Linked DNA regions of Mus musculus: region 1 is linked to region 2. A link is a loop called in an ENCODE intact Hi-C map of the cell type or tissue named here. Cell type or tissue: heart. All regions are shown on one strand. Each heading gives the region's core, and the rest is flanking DNA. Links, peaks and the distances in the headings are about the cores only.

Region 1 (11,307 bases), core at 1,230-9,229, 1.1 Mb before region 2:
AACATGGGCAGTAAGCTATGATGTTCATTAAATTGTAAACATTTAACACATTTTCAACCTATGGTATTTTAAATTTATAGTGGCTTCCATAGGTATGTAATCCATGTCTCTATGTTTAAGGACTAGGCTAATTTTCACATTCAAGGTCTGCACGCTCTTAACTTGTATGTTTTTCTGGATATTCTGCACAGACCCATTTCTGCCAGCAACATACTTAAGATGGTTTCATACTATTTCTATATTATTTCTAGTTTAATTCCAGATTCTCAAATTCAAAAGACCCACAGAACCTCAGTTTCATAAAAAAAAAAAAAATCCACTGGATTTGCAAATCACTTCAAAATTTTAAACCACAAACACACCTCGCTTGCCGGGTCAGCATCTGTGCTGATTCAGATGGCCGCTTTCCAAACCTTCACACATTGACGTCCTACGTACTGTAACTTTACATTCAAAGTCTTGAAAGGTCAGATCTGAAATACTTGAGCTCATCTTCACTCCTTTGGTGGTTGTGAGAAAGTGAAACCTGGCTGAAATGTCCCCAAAAGCAGAGAAGAGGAGGAGGAGGAAGAGAGAGAGAGGAGAAGAAGAAGAAAGAGAGGAAGAAGAAGAAAAAGGAGGAGGGAGGAAGGTGAGGAGGAGGGAGGAGGAAGAGGAGGAAGGCAAGCCCAGAATGGAGGTGGAAATAACTCACCCTGTGTCCCAAGATGACTGGAGAGGTCAGCACCAGAGTAAAGTAATTAATTATAAATGGGCTCACAGAGAATCTATTATAAGGAACTCTGAGCTCTGCGAGATGTAGGGGGATAAATTCAGACTCTAAAAAACAGCCTGCCAGTGTTGGAGCGTGAAAATGAATAGGATCGGTTTCTTTCTTTCTTTCTCTCTTTTTTTTTTCTTTATTAAACTAATGTACCATTTGATTAAACAGGGAACTATGTAAGCTTTAGCAAGAATGATGAAGTCAGGGGAAACATATGCAAGTAGCTGAGTTAGCATTACTTATTAATTGCTCAACAGGAAAAAGATGGAAAGAAACATCTGTAGTTACAAAGTCTCTGAGTGTCAGGACCTTTGAAAGCAGACCTCCTTGGTGGTTCGGTTTGTGGAGTCTACATCAGATTGGGCTTTCTGATGCTCCCAGGAGCTCTCTCAGGATCCACAGTGACAGCTATAGGTCAGATCTGATCCTGGGGAGACACCCCCCCCCCGAGTGTATGATACTATGGGGGGATGGGTAAGAAGAGAATTTTTAATACTCAAAAATTATTGCTTTCTTAACTTGGAGATTTGTTCTATTCTTAAGTCAATGCTTGTGGCCCTGCTCCCCCTCCATAAACACAGATATCCAAGGATCACATCTCTACATGCCATGTCTGGATCCAAATCAATACTCACTGCCATTGCCTTGACATGTAAGAGAAGGTCACAAACGAAATGATCAGAGAGGCAGGACCTGACGGCTGGCTTGGGCTGGGTGTCTGTGGAGTTGAGCTTTTGCTCGTGCAGAGGCTGAGGACTGTGCACATGTAGCTCGGTGAGCAGGGCGAGAGATTAGCAGATCAGAGGACTTTGTTCCAACCTCAGCACTGCTTAAAATGGGATTATATAGGCACATAGACTATCTCCTACACAAGGTCCCTGGACATTGGCAACTGTGTGCATTGTTACTGAGTTTAGGTTCTGTGGCTACTCTGCCTTTTGGCAGGAGATGCTTTTGAGCTGCAAGCCAAGAGTTGAAACAGGAGGAGCCCTTCACCCTGTCCCACAGATTTCCTTCTGGGAGGTTTTGGGGTCTAGGAGAAGCCAAAGAGCACATGGGGGTGACAGTAATAATGGACAGGGATAGGAAGGCCACATGTACACAGTCACAGAGGGACAGAGAGGAGCCAGAGTGGCTAAGAAGAGAGGAGGGACGCAGCCCCAGGAGTTTGAAGGCACTGAGGTGGCAGTGGTTGGGAGGGACACAGTGTCTGTTCTTTAGTGACACCAGGCATCTAGACTGGAGGCAGTGATGTCCCACAGAGGGTGCCAAGGGCTATGGGGCACAGACTTGGGTATCAAACATCTTGGGGAGCAGAAACACTGGCTATTTCCACCAGGGCTTTACTCCACCCCTAGTCAGTCCCCCAGACAGGCCCCAAGAGGAGGCAGCCACTTGGCTGCCAGAACGTTGATGTGGATGAAATGGGAATTTAACAATGTCTCTGGGTGAATGCATGTTGTCCTTCTTCTTCTTCTTCTTCTTTTTTTTTTTTTTGAGGTTGTCACATGATCTCGCTGTGTGACATTTCAAATCTCCATCTTGCTTTGTCGAGCCTCTATGCATGAATAATTTTCCCAGTCCTTGTTTTTAGTGGGGCCAGAGAAAGAGCGCATTACAGGCACACAATCTCCTGTTGTCCGCTATCAGCATTCGGGGGACTGAGCTGGCTTACAACAGTGTAAAGACCCCGGTGGCATGTGTTATAATATATGAACCATTGTCCCCGTGAAGAACACACGAAAGAAAGAACATTGTTCTACGAGGGAGCAATTCACCGGGTTTTTCCCAGAGACTCTTGGGTCAAGTTTTCATGGGCCTATTTGATTTTCAAATTCTGTTTCTGCCCTCTTTCCTCTCTAGGAACAGAGTGTCCAAACTTGTCTACATTCACTTCCCATGTTTTGTGCATGGTCGATGTCCTTTAAAAAGAGTACCTCAAATAAGTCTTTATTCTTGTTTTGTTGGCTCTCATTCTGTGTTTTCATGAACTTTGGCCCCAGCCATGGCAACTGCGGGAAAATGCTAACAGTGATTGACAGGATTAGAGGAGCGGGTCCCCATCCGCATTTCAAACACTCGGGGAACAATGGGGATGGGGGTGATTGAATTAATGAGGGACAGGGCTGTCAAAAGAGCACACATACTTTACATAAACCTGATTATCTTTGCATGGCAGAAATGGAGAAAAATACCGGAGGGGGCCCGAGCTTGGCTCTCAGTCCACCTTGTGGAAGGCCCATCCTGTTCAGCTCAGCTGGCCTGGCCTCCCTCCCACGCAGCATCCATCAGCCATGCTACTTAACAAGTCTATTCAGGGGCTAGGGACTGCACTCCTTTCACCACTCAGCACCTCTGTGGGGCGGTGAGTTGTTCTGTTGTTAGTTTTCCTTGGGAACCATTGCTTAATGTTATCTAAGAGCACATTCCAAAGGCTGGACTCAAGGTGGCAGCCCGGGTGTTAGCAGCTGAAAAGATGGGTGAGTCCTCACTCCAGGGACCTAAAAAGCCCAGTACTGCAGTATAAACTTATACCCTAGAGGCCACTGGCTGCAGGGAACCTGCCAGCAGGATCATTTTGAAGTCTGTGGACATCCCCACCCCTGTCCCTTTCGAAACACACAGGCTGACCACCACTTAACAGCAGAGTAGATCATTTAGCTAGAAGCCACCTGTCACCTGGGAGCCTCCTGGACCCAGGGCCAAAGAGGTCCCCTGTGGATGTCTTCAGAGAAAAGGTATAGCTGCTGCCGGGTTTTCCCCAGAGACTCACGTCTGGATCATGCCTGGGTAATCTTGCCATTGGTAATTCGACAGGAAGAACCATTGCTACCACTGGGTTCTTGAATCCAATCTCTGTGCCACATTTTAAGATGAGCTAAGTGCCACTCACACAAGGAATTCATGAGCTCAGGGGACAGACACAATGACACATATTTGTGTCACCCTAGTAGAGTCTCAGGAGACACAATGACATATATTTGAGTCACCCTAGTAGAGTCCCAGGTGCATTTGTTTCTGGGGGCTGCTGACTGATAGGGGCAAGTCAGCAAGGGTGTCCAAAGCAGACCATATCCTGCTGTGTGATTCAGGATGGAGTGAATGAGGAAGATTTGGAGCAGACCACCTTCCTCCACACCTGGGTAGACTCCAGCCCTGCTACCCAACTTGCATCTTGTTTTTTCCAAAACTAAGGGTTCAGGATGTAAGGAAGGTTTGCATTTGCAGAATGATATGAAAGCCTTTCAGCTCATTCTAGGTGCTCTGCTAACTCATTAACACAACCACAGTTGGTCACCAGTTCCTCATGATGGCTTCTTCCCTTCTAAGTGGATTCTACCTGGGGCTGGTGTGCTGGCTCCAGAGGACAGGCTGCAGAGTTGAACTGGCAGGGCTATCTCTGGAACTCACCTGCACAGCTTCATACCCGTGTGTGCATGTATATCACCCCAGACCAGGAGCAAATTCCAGATGCCAAACCTTTGGTCTTGAGCACCAGAGATGGCTGCAGTGTCCAGCCCGGCCAGCAGGTGGCTCTGCCTCACACATCCTCCTGGAGCCTGCCACCATCTTCTCAGGAACCCACACTCTGGTCACTGGCTGGCTGCACTGGGAAGGACAGAAACCTTCCTTGCTCTGCTTCCCAAGAAGTGAAGGGAGGACAGCCAGGGGCCATTGCAGAAGGATGATTGCAGTCTGCTTTCAGGGAGGTTGAGGCCACAGCCTTCCCGAGCATAGAGAGACTGGAATTCTCAGGAAAGCCTCAGAGGGGGCAATAGTGCAACTGGAGGCTGAGGGGAGTAAACAGCATTGGTTGTGCATGCAAACTTTCCTCCTTCTCTGTAAAGCACTCAGATCCTGTCTCCTGTCAGCAGCCCTCTTCATTCTGGGTCCCTTTGAAAGAAGAGGACTAATTTTTTTTTAAAGAAAGTTCCCCCCTTACTATAATTAATAAATTGATATTGTAAGTAAAGGTTTGGTAAATATTTTAATTAAAATACTTGTGCATGTATGGAGCCTATGTAATCTTTCATACTTCGCAGAGCTGAATGCATGCAGTAGTTTACCCTGTGGCCTTGTTTCGTTTCATTGTGATCAAAACTCTTCTTCCTTCCTTCCTTCCTTCCTTCCTTCCTTCCTTCCTTCCTTCCTTCCTTCCTTCCTCCCTGCCTCCCTCCCTCCCTCCCTCCCTCTCTCTCTTTCTTTCTTTCTTTTGACTGGGCCTTATGTAACCCTAGCTAGATTGGAATATATGATGTAGGCCAGGCTGAGACATGCAGAGATCTGCCTGCCTCTGCCTTAAAAGTTCTGGGATCAAAGGTGTGTACCACCATAGTTGGTAGAGCATTTCATTTTCAAGGCTAAACAAGCAGATTTTCTTAGCTATTAGGAGATTTGACGATATGGGGGCATTTAGATGCTCCCCCTTTCCCAGCCATGTCCAGCTCAAAATTCAAAACACGCCAGCAATCTTACAGAAATACCTGGCCTCTGATGTGGGGCAGTGACATTCTGGAAGTCATACATTTTGTTCTGTTAGACTGGCACCGGGCTTCCTTCTTGGTGGCAGCCTATTCCTTTGTGACTTAACACAGGACTCACTGATGGTTTTGTAAGAGATAGTCTGTTACTTTCCCAGACTCAGAGTAGACTCTGGGACCAAGAAGTGGAGTGGGCTGAGCTCCCCTGGGGCTTGGGGTCTGACACCAAAACTGGCTTATTGTCTTGAGGAAGCAGCTGCTTGATGGGGCAGGTATTTCAGAAGCAAAACTAAGGAGAACAGGTGAGGGCACAAGTGAAGCACAGATGGGCAGGAGACTCTGCAAGGTTCTCCTACTGCTGTTGGCCTGGGTACCCTGGTCAGACAGTCTCTGTTGTTACTGTCTTGTGATGGTCACAGGGGTGACTTGAGAGCTCCAGCACAGTTTACCTGAGGACTCATCGCCAGCCCCACATCTTAGGGAGGCAGCTTGGCTGTATCCGAGGGGCCTGACTAGCCTCTGCCTCCTTCCACCCAGATTCCATGCACTTATCTTCAGTGCAACTATGCCAGCCTTTTTTACCAGACTCTGACACTCAGAGATTCTGAGATTTAGACTCTGCTCCTCGTGTTTGCCAAGTAAGTACTTAACTAGCAGGGTTATCTCCCAGCTCTAATTCTTAGTCACTGGATTTTGTATTTTATTTCATGTTTGGTCTTATATTTTATTTGCAGTTCAGGGAATAGCACCTATAGCCTGGCAACCTAGAAAAGTTCTGACACCGAGCTGCTACCCTGGGCATAGAGCCAGGGCTCTCAAGTCAGTTGACATCATTAGTGGATGTTCTTATCAGTAATTGATAGGTCATGCACAGCACACCTTCTGCATGGCAAAGGACACGGGTGTGAGCAAGTATTAGTGTGCCCTGCCTGAGTGGCTTAGTGTTGGCGAGAGCTTCAGGGATCCATGGCAATCTCTCCAGGGTCTTTATTTGAGGGGAGCATACATACTCTTGCCAAAAGCCTGTGACCTGTGCACCTGTAGGAAGAAGCAGACATGGTTCACACACACTCACTGTTAGAACCAGGGTACTCTGTCCACTCATGAATGGAAAAATGTTACTGGAAGGCCACTCACCCCCTGCCTGTGGAATAAATCTGTCACTGGTGATTTGTGGTCTCTGGAAGTTTTAAAGTCAGACCTATTTAATATTGAAGCTTTTTTTTTTTTTTTTTTTTTTTTTTTTTTTTTTTTTGGACTGGAAGCCACTTCAGCTTTTGTCTATACAATAAAAGCAAAGTTACTTGACACTTTCTTTGGGAAAATGGGGAGCTAGGCAGGGAAGGGTTAAGTTGTCTACGATTTCTCAATCAGCCTTCAGGAAGCCTCAGGTCAACTTTGCTCATAAAACTCCTCACAAATATTCCTTTTTTTTCTATCAGAGCAATTCTAATTCTGCACGCAGAGACCAGAGCCACTCAGATTATTACACATTATTAAAAATTAATTTTAAAAGTGGCCTGTTTTGTGTCCAACTTTAAAATGATAGTCACGGAGGGGCTGAAGATTCTAGGGATCCCCAAAGAACAGCTCTTTCCACTTGACAAGCAGGAGTCACTGTGGCCTCCTATCCTTTCAGAAGGAGCCAGCATGCCTGAAAGATGACAGAGGTCACACTTGGTCAGCTGCTTTTGGACCCACTTGAGGAACCTCATTTAATCTTACTCAGTTCTTTTTGGCCATGTCCTGATGGGTTAAAACCTAGTAGATTCTTGAGGGACATGTTTCAGCATGCAGCACCAAGCAGAGGATGTGGACTGAACCCGGTGGTCCATCAATCAGCCTCATTAGTGGCCAGGTCATAATCATTTTGATTCATTTACAGCCAATCACTTTCTATCCTGTCTTACCTGGGCCACTCTGACAAAGACCATAGGACTGGTAACTTTTAAATCACAGAAAAGTGTTTCTTCCAGTGCTGGGGACTGGAAGGCCATGATGGAGATGTGGGGAGCTCTAGTTCCTGTTGAGGTTAGAAGGGGAATCTGCTCAGGCCTTGACCCTCTTGTAGATTCTTTCCTCCCTATTGTATGTGTATCTGTGTCAATTATGAACATCAGATATGTTAGTAGGGCCAGGATAGTGACCTAGTAATAATCTGTGTTTGTGTGTATGTATATATGTTTGAGTATGTTTGTGTGTATGTGTGTGTGTATGTTTGTATATGTTTGAGTGTGTGTGTGTGTGTGTGTGTGTGTTATAGTATATTTAGATGGAAAGTGGGAGAGGGACAGTACTTGTAGACCAATGTTCTCGTAAACTTCAGGGTCTAGAATATATAATATTGATTCAAGGATCAGCTCATCCATCCATCCATGCATCCATCCATCCATCCGTCCGTCCATCTGTGGTGGTTTGCATATGCTCAGCCCAGGGGGTGGTACTATTAGAAGGTGTGGCCTTGTTGGAGTAGGTGTGTCACTGTGGGTCTGGGCTTATGACACTCATTCTAGTAGCCTGGAAGCTAGTATTTTGCTAGCAGCCTTCAGAGGAAGACTTAAAATTCTCAGCTACTCCTGCACCATACCTGCCTGGACACTGCCATGTTCCTGCCTTGATGATAATCGACTGAACCTCTGAACCTGTAAGCCAGCACCAATTAAATATTGTCCTTATAAGAGTTGCCTTGAACTAGGGAAGCAGATAACCCGGCCTGATCAGGGGCACAAGTCCCTTCCGGTCCACTCCAGCACCGGGGTGCCTTGCCCGCGGAGTCTCCGGACACCCGCAAGGACCCACACAGGATCCCCCACAGGATCTTAAGACCTCTGATGAGTGGAACACAACTTCTGCCAGGAGGCAGGTTCGAACACCAAATATCTGGGCATCTTCCCTGCAAGAGGAGAGCTTGCCTGAAGAGAGTACTCTGACCACTGAAACTAAGGAAAGAACTAATCTTCCAGATCTGCTGATAGAGGCTAACTTAATCACCTGAGGAACAAGCTCTAACAAGAGACAACTAAAACAACTAGCTTCAGAGATTACCAGATGTCAAAAGGCAAATGTAAGAATCCTACTAACAGAAATCAAGACCACTCACCATCATCAGAACACAGCACTCCGACCCCACCTAGTCCTGGGTACCCCAACACACCCTAAAAGCTAGACCCGGATTTAAAAGCATATCTCATGATGATGGTAGCGGACATCAAGAAGGACTTTAATAACTCACTTAAAGAAATACAGGAGAACACAGCTAAACAGGTAGAAGACCGTAAAGAGGAAACACAAAAATTCCTTAAAGAATTGCAGGAAAACACGACCAAACAGGTGATGGAATTGAATAAAACCATCCAAGACATAAAAAGGGAAGTAGACACAATAAAGAAAACCCAAAGTGAGGCAATGCTGGAGATAGAAACCCTAGGAAAGAAATCTGGAACCATAGATGCGAGCATCAGCAACAAAATACAAGAGATGGAAGAGAGAATCTCAGGTGCAGAAGATTCCATAGAGAACATCAGCATAACAATCAAAGAAAATACAAAACGCAAAAAGATCCTAACTCAAAACATCCAGGAAATCCAGGACACAATGAGAAGACCAAACCTACGGATAATAGGAGTTGATGAGAATGAAGATTTTCAACTTAAAGGGCCAGCAAATATCTTCAACAAAATAATAGAAGAAAACTTCCCAATCCTAAAGAATGACATGCCCATGAACATACAAGAAGCCTACAGAACTCCAAATAGACTGGACCAGAAAAGAAATTCCTCCCAATACATAATAATTAGAACAACAAATGCACTAAATAAAGAGAGAATATTAAAAGAAGTAAGGGAGAAATGTCAAGTAACATTAAAAGGCAGGACTATCAGAATTACACCAGACTTTTCACCAGAGACTATGAAAGCCAGAAGATCCTGGACAGATGTTATACAGACACTAAGAGAACACAAATGCCAGCCCAGGCTACTATACCCGGCCAAACTCTCAATTACCATAGATGGAGAAACCAAAGTATTCCACGACAAAACCAAATTCACACATTATCTTTCCACGAATCCAGCCCTTCAAAGGATAATAACAGAAAAAAACAATACAAGGACAGAAATCACGCCCTAATAAAAGCAAGAAAGTAATCCCTCAACAAACCAAAAAGAAGACAGCCACAAAAACAGAATGCCAACTCTAAAAACCAAAATAATAGGAAGCAACAATCACTTTTCCTTAATATCTCTTAATATCAATGGACTCAATTCCCCAATAAAAAGACATAGACTAACAGACTGGCTACACAAACAGGACCCAACATTCTGCTGCTTACAGAAAACCCATCTCAGGGAAAAAGACAGACACTACCTCAGAGTGAAAGGCTGGAAAACAATTTTCCAAGCAAATGGTCTGAAGAAACAAGCTGGAGTAGCCATTCTAATATCAAATAAAATCGACTTCCAACCCAAAGTTATCAAAAAAGACAAGGAGGGACACTTCATACTCATCAAAGGTAAAATCCTCCAAGAGGAACTCTCAGTTCTGAATATCTATGCTCCAAATGCAAGGGTAGCCACTTCCATTAAAGACACTTTAGTAAAGCTCAAAGCACAGATTGCACCTCACACAATAATAGTGGGAGACTTCAACACACCACTTTCATCAATGGACAGATCATGGAAACAGAAACTAAGCAGGGACACAGTGAAACTAACAGAAGTTATGAAACAAATGGACTTAACAGATATCTACAGAACATTTTATCCTAAAACAAAAGGATATACCTTCTTCTCAGCACCTCACGGGACCTTCTCCAAAATTGACCATACAATTGGTCACAAAACAGGCCTCAACAGATACAAAAATATTGAAATTGTTCCATGCATCCTATCAGACCACCATGGACTAAGGCTGATCTTCAACAACAACATAAATAATGGAAAGCCAACATTCACGTAGAAACTGAACAACACTCTTCTCAATGATAACTTGGTCAAGGAAGGAATAAAGAAAGAAATTAAAGACTTCTTAGAGTTTAATGAAAATGAAGCCCCAACATACCCAAACCTATGGGACACAATGAAAGCATTTCTAAGAGGGAAACTCATAGCTCTGAGTGCCTCCAAAACGAAACTAGAGAGAGCACACACTAGCAGCTTGACAACACATGGAAAAGCTCTAGAAAAAAAAGGAAGAAAATTCACCCAAGAAGAGTAGACGGCAGAAAATAATCAAACTCAGGGGCGAAATCAACCAAGTGGAAACAAGAAGAACTATTCAAAGAATTAACCAAACGAGGAGTTGGTTCTTTGAGAAAATCAACAAGATAGATAAACCCTTAGCTAGACTCACTAGAGGGCCCAGGGACAGCTTCCTAATTAACAAAATCAGAAATGAAAAGAGAGACATAACAACAGATCCTGGAGAAATCCAAAACACCATCAGATCCTTCTACAAAAGGCTATACTCAACAAAACTGGAAAACCTGGACGAAAAGGACAAATTTCTAGACAGATACCAGGTACCAAAGTTAAATCAGGATCAAGTTAATGATCTAAACAGTTCCATATCCCCTAAAGAAATAGAAGCAGTCATTAATAGTCTCCCAGCCAAAAAAAGCCCAGGACCAGATGGGTTTAGTGCAGAGTTCTATCAGACCTTCAAAGAAGGTCTAATTCCAGTTCTGCACAAACTATTCCACAAAATAGAAGTAGAAGGTACTCTACCCAACTCATTCTATGAAGCCACAATTACTCTGATACCTAAACCACAGAAAGATTCAAAAAAGATAGAGAACTTCAGGCCAATTTCCCTTATGAATATTGCTGCAAAAATCCTCAATAAAATTCTCGCTAACCGAATCCAAGAACACATTAAAGCAATCATCCATCCTGACCATGTAGGTTTTATTCCAGGGATGCAGGGATGGTTTAATATACAGAAATCCATCAACATAATCCATTAAACAAACAAACTCAAAGACAAAAACCACATGATCATCTTGTTAGATGCGGAAAAAGCATTCGACAAGATCCAACACCCATTCATGATAAAAGTCTTGGAAAG
Region 2 (11,307 bases), core at 1,900-9,899:
GTTGGAGACCGGAGTCGAAAAGCGGGTTGCGCGCTAGTGGAGAGAAGCCTCCAGAGAAGGCCTGAGACCGCGGCAGGCTCTGGAGGTCCCGGGCAAAACCGCCAGGCTCCTCCAGTGCGACAGGGCAGGCCCGCCGGGCCCCCTCAGCCAGGGCCGCTTTACTAACACTGCCCTAACCTGGCGGCCGGCCTCGCCTGAGCGCCGCAAGAGCTTTCCCTTGGGCCCAGAAGACCTTCCTTCTCCCTCTTTGGCAGAGCAGAGATAGTTGCCCTAGACTTTGCCAAAAGGAACCGGTTAAACCTAGCGGAGTCGATCAAAAACATCCCAACAAACAATAGACATCAGCAGAGCAGAGAGGTCTCTTAATGGAGTGTGTAGGGACCATAGGAATCGGGGCTAAGAAATACTAAGTTGACATAAATTCTGGCTTCCGAAACGGTGTTTGCCTTTACTTTCGTAAGTTGCCAAACTTTTCATTTGAGCCGAAAGAAAAGCACTTTTCTTCCCGTGTTACATAAGGGAGAGTTAAAGGAACAGTGTCCCAGAGCTTAAAATAAATGGTGCTCTCCGATCTCCTGTCCCAGTGGGTGTCAGATGGGGGTGTGTGTTTAAATTTAATTCTCCACAGGAGTATTGGCCTGTCTGTCCTTCCGAATGATCACTTTTCCTTGGTTTAACGGAAAGGTCGGGCTGCTTAAACTTGAGGCCGCTAGCAAATTGCGAGGCGGGCACTGGTTTTTGGAAGGCAGCCCCCTGCTGCCCTGCTATCTTCTGGATAGAGCAATTTCCAAGAACCCTGAATTATCCAGTCTCTGGCAAAACAGACCAGACCAGACTCCTTTAAAAGGTTGGCCTCCAACTGTGCAGAAGCAAAGCGGCTAGCGCGATTTTCCGAACTTTTCTTGTAGTTTAGAAAGAAAGCCTATTTCTCAGTGGTCCGGCCAGCCAGTTGCCTTTCGGATGCTTCCCAACCAGGAAGATCAACCCCCATTTTGTTCGGACAGCCAATATGCCCCGGGAGCGATGAGAGATTTACAAGGTGCCCTTTCAAAAACAATTCCCAGCAGAGACGAGGCCGAATTTCTACTTTACGATTACAACTAAAATAATCTTGAAAAACGAAATGTACATTTTACAATGGCGAGGCACAAACGAATTCGGGCCAAAGAAGCCTCTTAGGCGCGGCCTCGATCGCTAAACTAATTAGCCAAAGAAATAAGCTTTTAGTAACTTTTTTAGGGTTCCGACTTCTTTTTTTTTTTTTTTTTTTTTTTTTTTTGCTAACCTGGTAACTGTATCCTTTTAAAAATTGAAGATGGAGGGTGATTTAGTTATTATTTTCGCGAGGATTTTTTTAACTAAAAATTTGAATACAGATGTGAGCCATTTGGGAATCCTGCCTGTGTGCTTGTGGGGGAGGGGTCTGCTCCCATTGTAGTGAGGTAGGGAAGGTCCACAGGAGGTTTTTGTTGTTGTTTAATTTTGTTTTCTCTTTAAACTAAAAGGAAAATAAAATTCGTCCCCTAAGGTGTTTGTGTTACCTCCAGGTCTCCTACCGGGTTCTTGGAAAGTAAGCCTAAATCCAAACCCTCAGCTGAGGCCTAGCTTTCCAATCTTTTATGATCCAGTATTTGGAACCCAAAAGATAAAATTGTGAGTGAATGTCTGTCTGGGCAATTTATGGTAATAATGAGGCCTAACGAGGCTGTTAGAAAGATAAAATGTTATTTACCAAAAACCTGATGGGATAATTTGACTTGCTGTGTTTTACTACTGATGATAAAAAGAATATTGATTGCAAATAAATCATGGCCTCTAAATGCCTGCAAACAGTTTCTGTTTGCTCGGCTGCAGATCAAAGTCAAACTTAAGAGATAAAGTAACCAAGAAGAGGCCCAGGAAACTGAACCGGTTCCCCTGAGCTTCAGCCTGTGGCTCCAGGGCCTGACGTTAATATTTTACTGGATAAGCTCTTCTTTTGTATTTAAAAAAAAAATGTGTTTTGTCATTGTTACTGAGGATGGCCAGGATTAAATTTTAAATTACCTGTCACCGCTACAGACCTCTAAGTGTGAGTGAGCCATTATATGCAGATTAATTTGAGAGGCAAAAAGAGGGCTCTGCTTTCATTTTAAATTGGTGGTGAATTTAGACTGAAGAGTGCCCTGGATGGTTTATTTTGATTGAGTCCTTCAGGGTGAGAAGGAGGGGCCTTGAATTCTGAGTGCTTCACTTTGGAGAAACTGTTTCATCAGTCTACAGAAAAGGTTTTCCCCCTCCAGCTAGTGTAAGCTGAACTTGAAAATTTGAATTTTGGGAAGGGGTGGTGTGGGGAACCAAGGGTTCTGGGAAGACTCGGGAAGGGGGAGGGGCAGGGCTTGCGCTGAGTTCTAAAAATCCAAGGCTTCTAGAAGTTTTTCTAGAGTGAACAACAGTTTTTTAAAAATCTGTTTAGTGGAGACCCAATGCCTTCAATCCAGTTTAAGACTCCAGCTGCCTTGACTCTCCAAGTAGTGGTGTGTGTGTGTGTGTGTGAGCACGCGCGCGCGTTTTCCTTTTCTGAGCTGGTGAATCAAGTGCCCCCAGGGTCCACAGCAGCACGGGTCTTCCTTTCCTAGCTTCCTGAAACTCATCTCTCCCCATTTCTTTTCTCTCTCTACTTCTTTCTCTCTTCTCTCTTGCTCTACGGTTGCTTCAGGGCTCTCAGTATGAACTGAAGGACAACCCCGGGGTGCACCCAGCGACCTTCGCAGCCCACACAACGCCTGCTTATTATCCCTATGGTCAGTTTCAATACGGGGATCCCGGACGGCCCAAGAACGCCACGCGGGAGAGCACCAGCACGCTGAAAGCCTGGCTCAACGAACACCGCAAGAACCCGTACCCCACCAAAGGAGAGAAGATTATGCTGGCCATTATCACCAAGATGACCCTCACACAGGTCTCCACCTGGTTCGCCAATGCGCGCCGGCGCCTCAAGAAGGAGAACAAGGTGACTTGGGGGGCGCGCAGCAAGGACCAGGAAGACGGCGCCCTCTTTGGCAGCGACACCGAGGGCGACCCCGAGAAGGCCGAGGACGACGAGGAGATCGACCTGGAGAGCATTGACATCGATCAGATCGACGAGCGTGATGGCGACCAGAGCAACGAAGACGAAGAGGACAAGGCGGAGGCTCCTAGGGCGCGCGTAGCCCCTCCCGCCTCAGCTCGGGACCAGAGCTCCCCATTGTCGGCTGCTGAGACACTCAAGTCTCAAGATTCGCCCTTGGGCCTGGTTAAGGAGGTCTCAGAGCCCGGCAGCACACGCCTGCTGAGTCCTGGCGCCGCGGCGGTCGGCCTGCAGGGCGCGCCGCACAGCAAGCCCAAGATCTGGTCTCTGGCTGAGACAGCCACTAGCCCCGATGGTGCGCCTAAGGCGTCTCCACCGCCACCCTCAAGCCACGCCAGCGCACACGGGCCGCCCAGCGGCTCACCCCTGCAACACCCGGCCTTTCTACCCAGCCACGGACTGTACACCTGTCACATAGGCAAGTTTTCCAACTGGACCAACGGCGCGTTCCTAGCACAGGGCTCGCTGCTGAACATGCGATCTTTCCTGGGCGTCAGCGCGCCGCATGCAGCACCTCACGGCCCACACCTGACAGCACCACCACCTCCACAGCCGCCAGTCCAGGTTGCCACCGGGGTGCTCCATGGTGAGAAGGCCTCCGCACGCAGCAGTCCTGCACTTCCAGGTACCGAGCCAAAAGGTCGCATCTACTTATTTGGTCTGGGACATACAGAGACCTAGAGATGAGTGAGTGATAGTGGTGGTGGGTAGGGGAGGCTTAATGTAGTAGCTAGGCCTAGGTCTCACCGAGGCACTGAGCTGTATCCAAGGGCTTGTTCCACGGAGGTATAAGGGTAGACATTGGTCACAGGAAATATGAATCTGGGCATAGAAACCCTTCCAACCTGAACACCCCACTACCTAACCCTTTTCCTAATCTTGCAAATCTCTTTCCTTGCAGAGAGAGACCTAGTCACCAGACCGGATTCGCCCCCACAACAGTTAAAGTCGCCCTTCCAGCCGGTGCGCGACAAGTGAGTGCTTTTTAGCTTTTGCCCTGGGGCGGGATGGAAGTAGCGGTGAGGGTCCTAAAGTCCTAATTGGAGAGCACTACCCGCCTAGCTTGCTCCAGTTCTCTGGAGCAGGGAGACTGTTGGGAGGCGGTCTAGCTCTAGCCCGGGCTCTGCCCGAAGAGGCTGGGGCTCGGTGGCGCTGGATCTGTTTACTCATTGCTGGTGTCTTCTTGCTGTTTCTCATACAGCTCGCTGGCCCCGCAGGAGGGAACGCCTCGGATCCTCGCAGCCCTCCCGTCTGCCTGATTAAGGGGGGTCATCTTTTACTTTTGCGGGGGGAGGGGAGGGGGAGGGGTTGGGGGGGAGGAGACGAGGGAAGAATTAAGACAAATATTTGAGACTTGTGTAAAGGACAAACGTGACGGCAGCGTCAGTGATTCTCACACATCGCTCTCTGCAGAAAGGGGCTCATCCTGCCTAAGCGCTTGGGAAGGGGGGAGTAAGGCTCAGCCTGCCGCTCGGATTGATTATCCGATTCGGTAAATGCCCCCCTCCCACTTCTGTGTTTGTGTCTTCTTTGTTTCTTTTTTCCCCTTTCTGTATATAGCGTGATTTCAGATTGTAAATAGCGCGTCAGCGAACTTGTTTAAATCATATATTTTTGTCTAATAAACTAAATGAAACGATGTCCACGCGGCTACAGCTGTTTGTCCCTGTCCTCCTGCGTTTTGGGGGAGGCCATGATGTTTGCGATCTTGAAATCCTGGGCACAGTTCAGGGGCTATGGTTTCGCCAGACTCTTTTGGGAGAAGGGTCTTGGAACAGTGTTTCCACCGAGTGTCAGGCGCACAGTCCGTGATGGTAGTGGTTGAATTTGTTCGTTTTGCTCCTAGGCCAGCTTCTTGTTGGCAGTGTAAATCTTTGCCACGCTTAGACAAGCGTTTATCTGGAGCAGCCTTTTTAAGTACATAAATGCGTTCAATTTTAGACAGTTTACAAAACCGATGTTTTAAAGTGGATCAAAATGGGGGGAAATGAAGAGAATTTTCAATCACACTCCCAAAGGGGAACTTCGGGCTCGAAATCAATTACTCACTAGTTGTGTGAGCGATGCGTTTTAGAGGAGGGTCGTTTTCTAGTCAGAGCGTGGACGTAATGGAGTATGAAATATTGCTCACAGTGTGCTTAGTCAGTTGTTTAAGTGTAAAGAGGAGAAAACGGAAGGTTCTTTAAAAAATATTCTCATATAGATGAGCGACATAGGGTTTGGTTCCGAGTTCCGGGGTTCCCTGGGTTTGCGATTCAAGATTCAGAAGTGGCTTCAGAGAAAAGGTGCGCTACGGGGTGGGGAGTGAGTGGTGATTGTAGTGAAGGGGTTGCCTAGGGCGCATCTTTAAACCCGGGTAGGACGATCTGCGACTGTGCGTACATCAGCTGAAGAAGCCTGAACTAATAGTCCCTCAGTCTTGCCGGAGAAGGCTGAGGAGCACTGTAGCAACAATGAGGGAAGGCGATAGCTCGGTACCGCACCGGCCAGCAAGCAGTTTTGAAAACCACAGTGGAGAGTTAGGAGTCCCACCACTCCTTTGCGGCTTACCAGCCAGTCGCCTGCGCACTTTTCAGCAGAGCGGAAGACTCCGCCAAACCAGAGCCAGGACTTTTAGGACTATGATGGCTACCGGATTGGGATTCATGAGGACTGCGCAAGCAAATAGTAAAACTTCCTAAGACGATGTAAACTGTGGGGAAAACAAGCTAAATGGGGACAAAGTTGGGCAGTCTCTCCCCAGTTTAGGCTCCGCTCTTCCCAGCTGCCAGGAAACTTGCTCTCTCCCCGGGCTGCCCATAAGAGTCATGGTGTTGGTGTGTGGAGTGTGTGTGTGTGTGTGTGTGCGCGCGCGCCCCCCTGCACACCCAGGGGAAGACCATGTGCCTTTGACCACCGCTACTTGCTAGCATCAAGGACCAGCAGGCACCCCGTGCACTGCTGGGGCCACACTGCACTCAGGGCATGCTCCCTCTTCTCAATTCTTCCCACTCTTGTCTCAGGTTGAGTAAGGATTGGATTTCTGAACCTCCAGACTGGAGAGAGAGAGTGAGAGAGAGAGAGAGATTCGCAGATGCTGCCAAGGCAAGAAAGTGTACCACACGTGGGGTCACGAGTCAGTTCGCAAAGCAGCTAAGGAGTTGGGCAGTCCAGCTAGGTAGACTTGGGTCCCATAGACGCCCTCTGCTAAGCTGGTGGGAGCTCCGAGGTCTGAATGGACATGCTCGAAGCGCCCTCTATGGTCCGAAAGCAGAATGGGACCTTGACCCCTGCTGGTGATGTTTCTGGGGCTCCTTGAAACTCTGGGACAGTTAGGCTTTGGGACTCCCTAGGCAAAAGCATGGATTTGTAGTGACAAGGCTTAGTGCTTGTTCCTGGGATCAATCATGTGTGTGAGCATGTGTGCGGTGTGTGTCTGGGGGCCTGCCAGGCCACTGGCATTTGGAGGCAAAAGTGGGCTCTGGACTGTAAGCTGTGCTTTCTCTGTCCTGATGAAGTTTGCTAAGTCAAAAGTACCCTTTTACAACACCCTTGTTGAAGTTGTGTGGAGCCTCCTGTCTCTGGACCCTCAACCCAGAGGCTCTGGAGTGGGTTCCCTGATGAAACAGCATCTCTGAAGAAACCTAACCAACCATGCCTTGTATCTGAAATGAGGAATGGGATAGCCAGGCATGCTGGCACGCTACTCAGACCTTCAAAATGTCTGCTGGGAGATTTGTTCTGGGTGACTGTGGGAAGCTGCAGCTGAACTCTGGTGGACTCCTTCAGCTCAGGCAGGTAAGGTCTTCTTTTCACATCTCTGAATCTAGTCATTGCCCAAGTACCTCCCTTCTGTCTCCTTTTGTCCCTTGCAAAATACATTTGAGGTGCTCTGCCAGCATGTGCAGCCATTGAACTAGCTTGTGCCTCACTGACAGAATCCCAGTAATATAGGAGTCTAGTAGTCTAGAAGGTAGAACTGGGCAGCCGGAGGAGTCCTTCTCCTGAGAATCAGCCATGACAGTACACAGGTCAGATCTCTGTCAGAACTGCTTTTCTTCAGTGAAAAGTTAAAAAAAAAATTTTTTTTAATCAAGCCCCAAAGCATTGTTTTGCATTGTTTGTTCACATCTTCCTCTACAGCTGCTACACGTGTACAAATATATTGTTGTGCCCTGATGGGCCCTGGGTGCTGGGAACTTAACCTTTTGAAAACAAAACAAAACAAAACATGGTCTCAGAGAACTTAGAGATACCGACATCTACCATGAGAGCCACAAATGTTCCTTGGGAAGTTTTTGCCTGTGCAGGGCACTTCTAGCAACACCTTGTCCCAGGTGTCATCCCCAGTGTGGGGACAACTCTGAGATCGGAAGGGGGGAGCTGGGTGTGGGGATGGGACTCCACATAGAACTGGTGGCCTCTGCATAGAATACCCTTCCTCCCTTTGAGAAGGACATTCAGTATCCTGCCCAGACTGTCTCTCTCTGAGCTTCTTTGGAAGTTTACAAAGGACATGGAAGGGTGAGAAACGACTCTAGTCTAGGGCCCCATGCTTCAGTGCCCAGCACATCTCCTGTGGGGTGAGCATCACATCGCTCCCCTTGGCTGACCTGATGGAACTTACCCAGTCACCCTGCTTCCCCATCCAGCCCCCTTTTCTTGATCCATTATATAAAAGCACATTTATCTCCCTGCAATATGGAGAATTCATATTCATATCTCCATTATAGTGGTGTGAAACTGATTAATGTAATACGGGTCTTGGCTCAGAAGGGCGCCACCGATGAATCACGCCCTGCTGAGCTCCAGTTGTCCTTTGGTTCAGACTTAGGCAGAGAATGAGGAAGGAGAGAGAAAAAGAGGGAGGACAGGGCCAGACACAGCACCTGGGGGGTGTCTTGGATCTGGCTTCTAGTCCATCTCACAAACCCTCCAAACCTCACCTGAGGGGGAGCTCTGTGAACCCTGATCAGTCTTTCCCCTCTCCTGAAGGAGCAGAGACCCCAGGGGTGCTTCCATCTTATAGAGGGTGTTTTCCCACCAGAAAGGGGTGAGCCTTCCAAGGCGGATGTGGGGGAGGGGGGGGGGGCTTGTGGATACTGGCTTGGGAGTTTAGAGGAGTATAGAACAGGAAATGTGTTCCCAAACTGACTGGTCATTTGACAATACTTACTGCAAATGGAAATTCTGAAAATAGGGAAAGGACGCAGAGCCCAGAGAGGGTCACTTGTTGAGTGAGGCATTGAGAGGGAGCAGGGTTTGGAGTACATCAGCCAGAGGGATTTGCACGGCCAGACCAATTTCTAGGCCTCTCTGTCCTCATTATGGGATGGAGCACTGTAGGAGGAGTCATCCAGGCTCTCGGGTCCCCTGAGATAGAGAGGGAGGCTTTAGGGTACAGGATTCTGTGTGTTGGGTAGTGAGGGAGAACATAGATGCGGCTCTCAGAGACAAAGCTGTGAGGAGGACATGTGGATTGGATTGATGGTAGTGTTGGCATCTAGGGTAGGAGTCAGGAGACAGAAGAGCTGAAGTCAGGCCATGCCCTGAGAATGGTGTCGGCGCTTGTCCGGTTTGAAGGATTCCTTCATTGCCTGTAGGTGGTTTAGGGGGTGAGAAGCCCAGAATGAGAGAGTCTCAGCTCAAAGGCTGCTTGCAGCTGCAGGCCAAGGAGCTGTCCTGGGTTGAAGTCCCTCTTCCTCGTGGGTATTCAGTTGCATGGCCACCATGCAGACCCTGCAGGGATCCCAGGAGCAGTTTACTGCCACCAGGCACTGCAATCTCCAGTGTGCCCCCATGGAGCAAGCCTGCTCTAATTATGGCTCCAGAGCTGGAGCTATAAGACCTCTAAAGGTCACCACATGGGGGCTGCTGGAGGCCTTTGTATCTTGGGAAAGTGTCTAGAGACGCCGTAAACCAAGTTATGCTGGGTTATTCCAGCCAGCCGGGCTAGGGCCCCACACTCTGGAGGCCTGCTGGAAACTGTTTCAAATGGACAATTTCTGTACCTGTGGTCTTTATACCAAAGCAGTGGTAAATTGTGTACTTTTAACGGTTGTTTTCGTTGGAGAGAAGAGCTCTGAGAGTCACCCTGCCACCATGGTGGAGGGCTCTTGTGTACTCTAAAATCCTAAGGTTGCCTGAAGTGGGGCAGCAGAGAGGAGAGTCTGGAAGATGAGCCAAATTAGCTGGCCCATGCATGGATTTTCTGAATCTGGTCCTGCCACAAGGGACCCAAAGGGTAGGACCCTCCCCTCACAGGGCTCTGGAGTATTGGTATGAGGCTTGGTGTGGGAAGCCACTCTGCTGGCTGCTGTTGTCAGCCTGTGAAGAAAGAGCATTCACTGTCCTCTAGGCAGGGAGATGTCCTTGGCTAGGGTCGGTTAAGTCACTGCTGGTTTTCTGAAAACTTCCAGGCTATTTCTGATTTCTTTATCCGTTCTTCAGCTTCTTGGCTGTATTGGTTGGACAAGGGGAGGCTAAGGTTGGGCTGCACAGAGGACGGAGACGAGATAAAGTACTGAACTCATGACCTAAGGCCACCTTTCTTTCCCCACGCTGACCAGGCAGCTTCTGGACCCACAACCACAGAGACCAGCCCTGGATTGTGTACTGCAGCTTAAACCTCCCAGAGGGCTTTTATTTTGAATTCTAACTCCAAAATCATCTTTAATTTCTTTCCTTTCGTGCTCTCCTGGAATAGGGAAGAAAGCAGCCTGACTTCTTCTCTAGTTATTTTTCAGTTGGGAGAGATAGCTCTTTGTTGCTGTAGAAGGTCAGAAGATGGGAGAGGGTCTGTCTGCCGGAGTGCAGGAGCCTGGACTGACTTGGAGTCTGTCCTGCATCTCCCACAACCCCCCCCCGCACCCCGTCGTTGGTTTGTTTGTTTGTGGTTGTGCTTGCTACTGATGTTTAAGTGTGTGCTTAATTGCTGGTTCCTTGGAAAGCCTCAACAATGTCAGGAAAAGCTCAAAATGGGCTGTGAGATGGTGGGCAAGGGCGGTGAGAGAGGTGTGGGCTGCCCTGAATGTTAAAAAGATCTCACAATGAAGTGATTAACATTTTTATGAATAAAATTAATCACGCATTAGCTCAGCAGTGCGTACATCTGAAAGCCAAGTGTGCTTCTACAGCCCCTTGCTTGCACCCATGAACTTCGGGGGGCCTCCTGGTCCCACTGAAAGCACACAGCCTTCAGGGACTCTGGGATAACAGGAGATATTAAGTCAGTAATAGATGTCTAATTTTGAGGCACTGACAAAGAAAACAATTAAAAATCTACTCCCCGACCATTCAGGAATGTAACAAAAGCAGCCATCGTTTTGGGGATCACCATTTATTTAAGAAAATCTGAATGGGCATGCCATATGCATCAAATATGCACGTGTGCAAGGCTGAGAGCTGGGGCTACGAAGGGCCTCTGAAGGGGAAAGAGAGCCTGGAGGCTCAGTCTAGGCCCTGAGGTGGTGCCCTGGTTTCCCTGACCTGTATGGGTCCACTCTGCTGCTGGCAAACCAGGTGAGCTGAGAGGACTAACTAGACCCTCTCTGTCTTATTAAAAACCTCTGCTTGCTCCCAGATAATGAAATGAGATTTCTCCTCTCTAGCACTGTCTCCCCTTTTGCCTGCTTTCTAATCTCTGGCCACTGTGGTTTTGGGATTACTCCAGCAGGCTGTACAAAGGGAGTCGAAGCCATCTGAAGTGTCACTCCGCGGCTGCCATGAAGCAGCTGCCTTGCCATTTTGTTGATGCCCCCAGCTCATGTGTGCAGCAGAAGGTGAAATCAAAGCGGCCCGTCTTCCTCAGTTCTGCACATTATTTTTCACCGCTGTGGCGAATCTCTCCGAGCTCCGTGAACCAATAAAACAACGGCCCCTGTTTGAGTTGATATATTAATATTTACTGAGGATTTGCAAGGTCGGGGCTAAATGTCAGCAGATTGCTGGGGCAGTCCTGTGGGGAATAATTAAACACATCTCACAGCAGTTCAGCTTTCTAACATCTTTATTAATCTTTTTTTCCCCTTCCCTCCTGAAAGTGTACATTGAAATATTGCCTCTGCAACCTCAGAGAAGGCTCAGAATAAGTTTAATAATAAAACACTGTGTTGGCGGTGTTTGCTCCTGACAGTTTCCTGGGATCTTCCCTGGCAGATGTTTGTGAACAGGGAAGCTCTGATGTGTGAATTATCACCAAGCTGTTGGGATTCTCACCT

What was found. Hi-C counts contacts between places; a loop is a spot of excess contacts. Peaks named below come from ENCODE experiments on the same cell type or tissue, not always from the same donor. Only the 100,000 strongest peaks of a DNase experiment are listed, where the experiment ranks them.
Region 1: a loop joins it to region 2, with 12 times the contacts of the local background. A loop is called at or near these places in 3 of 42 quality-filtered maps.

Annotation. Positions count from the first base shown.
Region 1 is chr13:73,026,245-73,037,551 of GRCm38, reverse strand. No RefSeq gene overlaps it. Among named protein-coding and RNA genes, the nearest start is that of Gm30049, 92 kb to the right of the region's middle. In heart, for the core only: a CTCF peak has its summit at 4,282 (motif pointing right); no DNase peak of the experiment used is centred there; H3K27ac peaks cover 591 bases; H3K27me3 peaks cover 446 bases.
Region 2 is chr13:71,951,677-71,962,983 of GRCm38, reverse strand. Irx1 (Iroquois homeobox 1) reads left to right here. Exons shown (of 4, transcript NM_010573.2): 2 at 2,699-3,734; 3 at 4,011-4,083; 4 at 4,311-4,752. The coding sequence ends at 4,368. Among named protein-coding and RNA genes, the nearest start is that of Irx1, 6.4 kb to the left of the region's middle. In heart, for the core only: a CTCF peak has its summit at 6,364 (motif pointing left); no DNase peak of the experiment used is centred there; H3K4me3 peaks cover 4,397 bases; H3K27ac peaks cover 2,986 bases; H3K27me3 peaks cover 5,773 bases.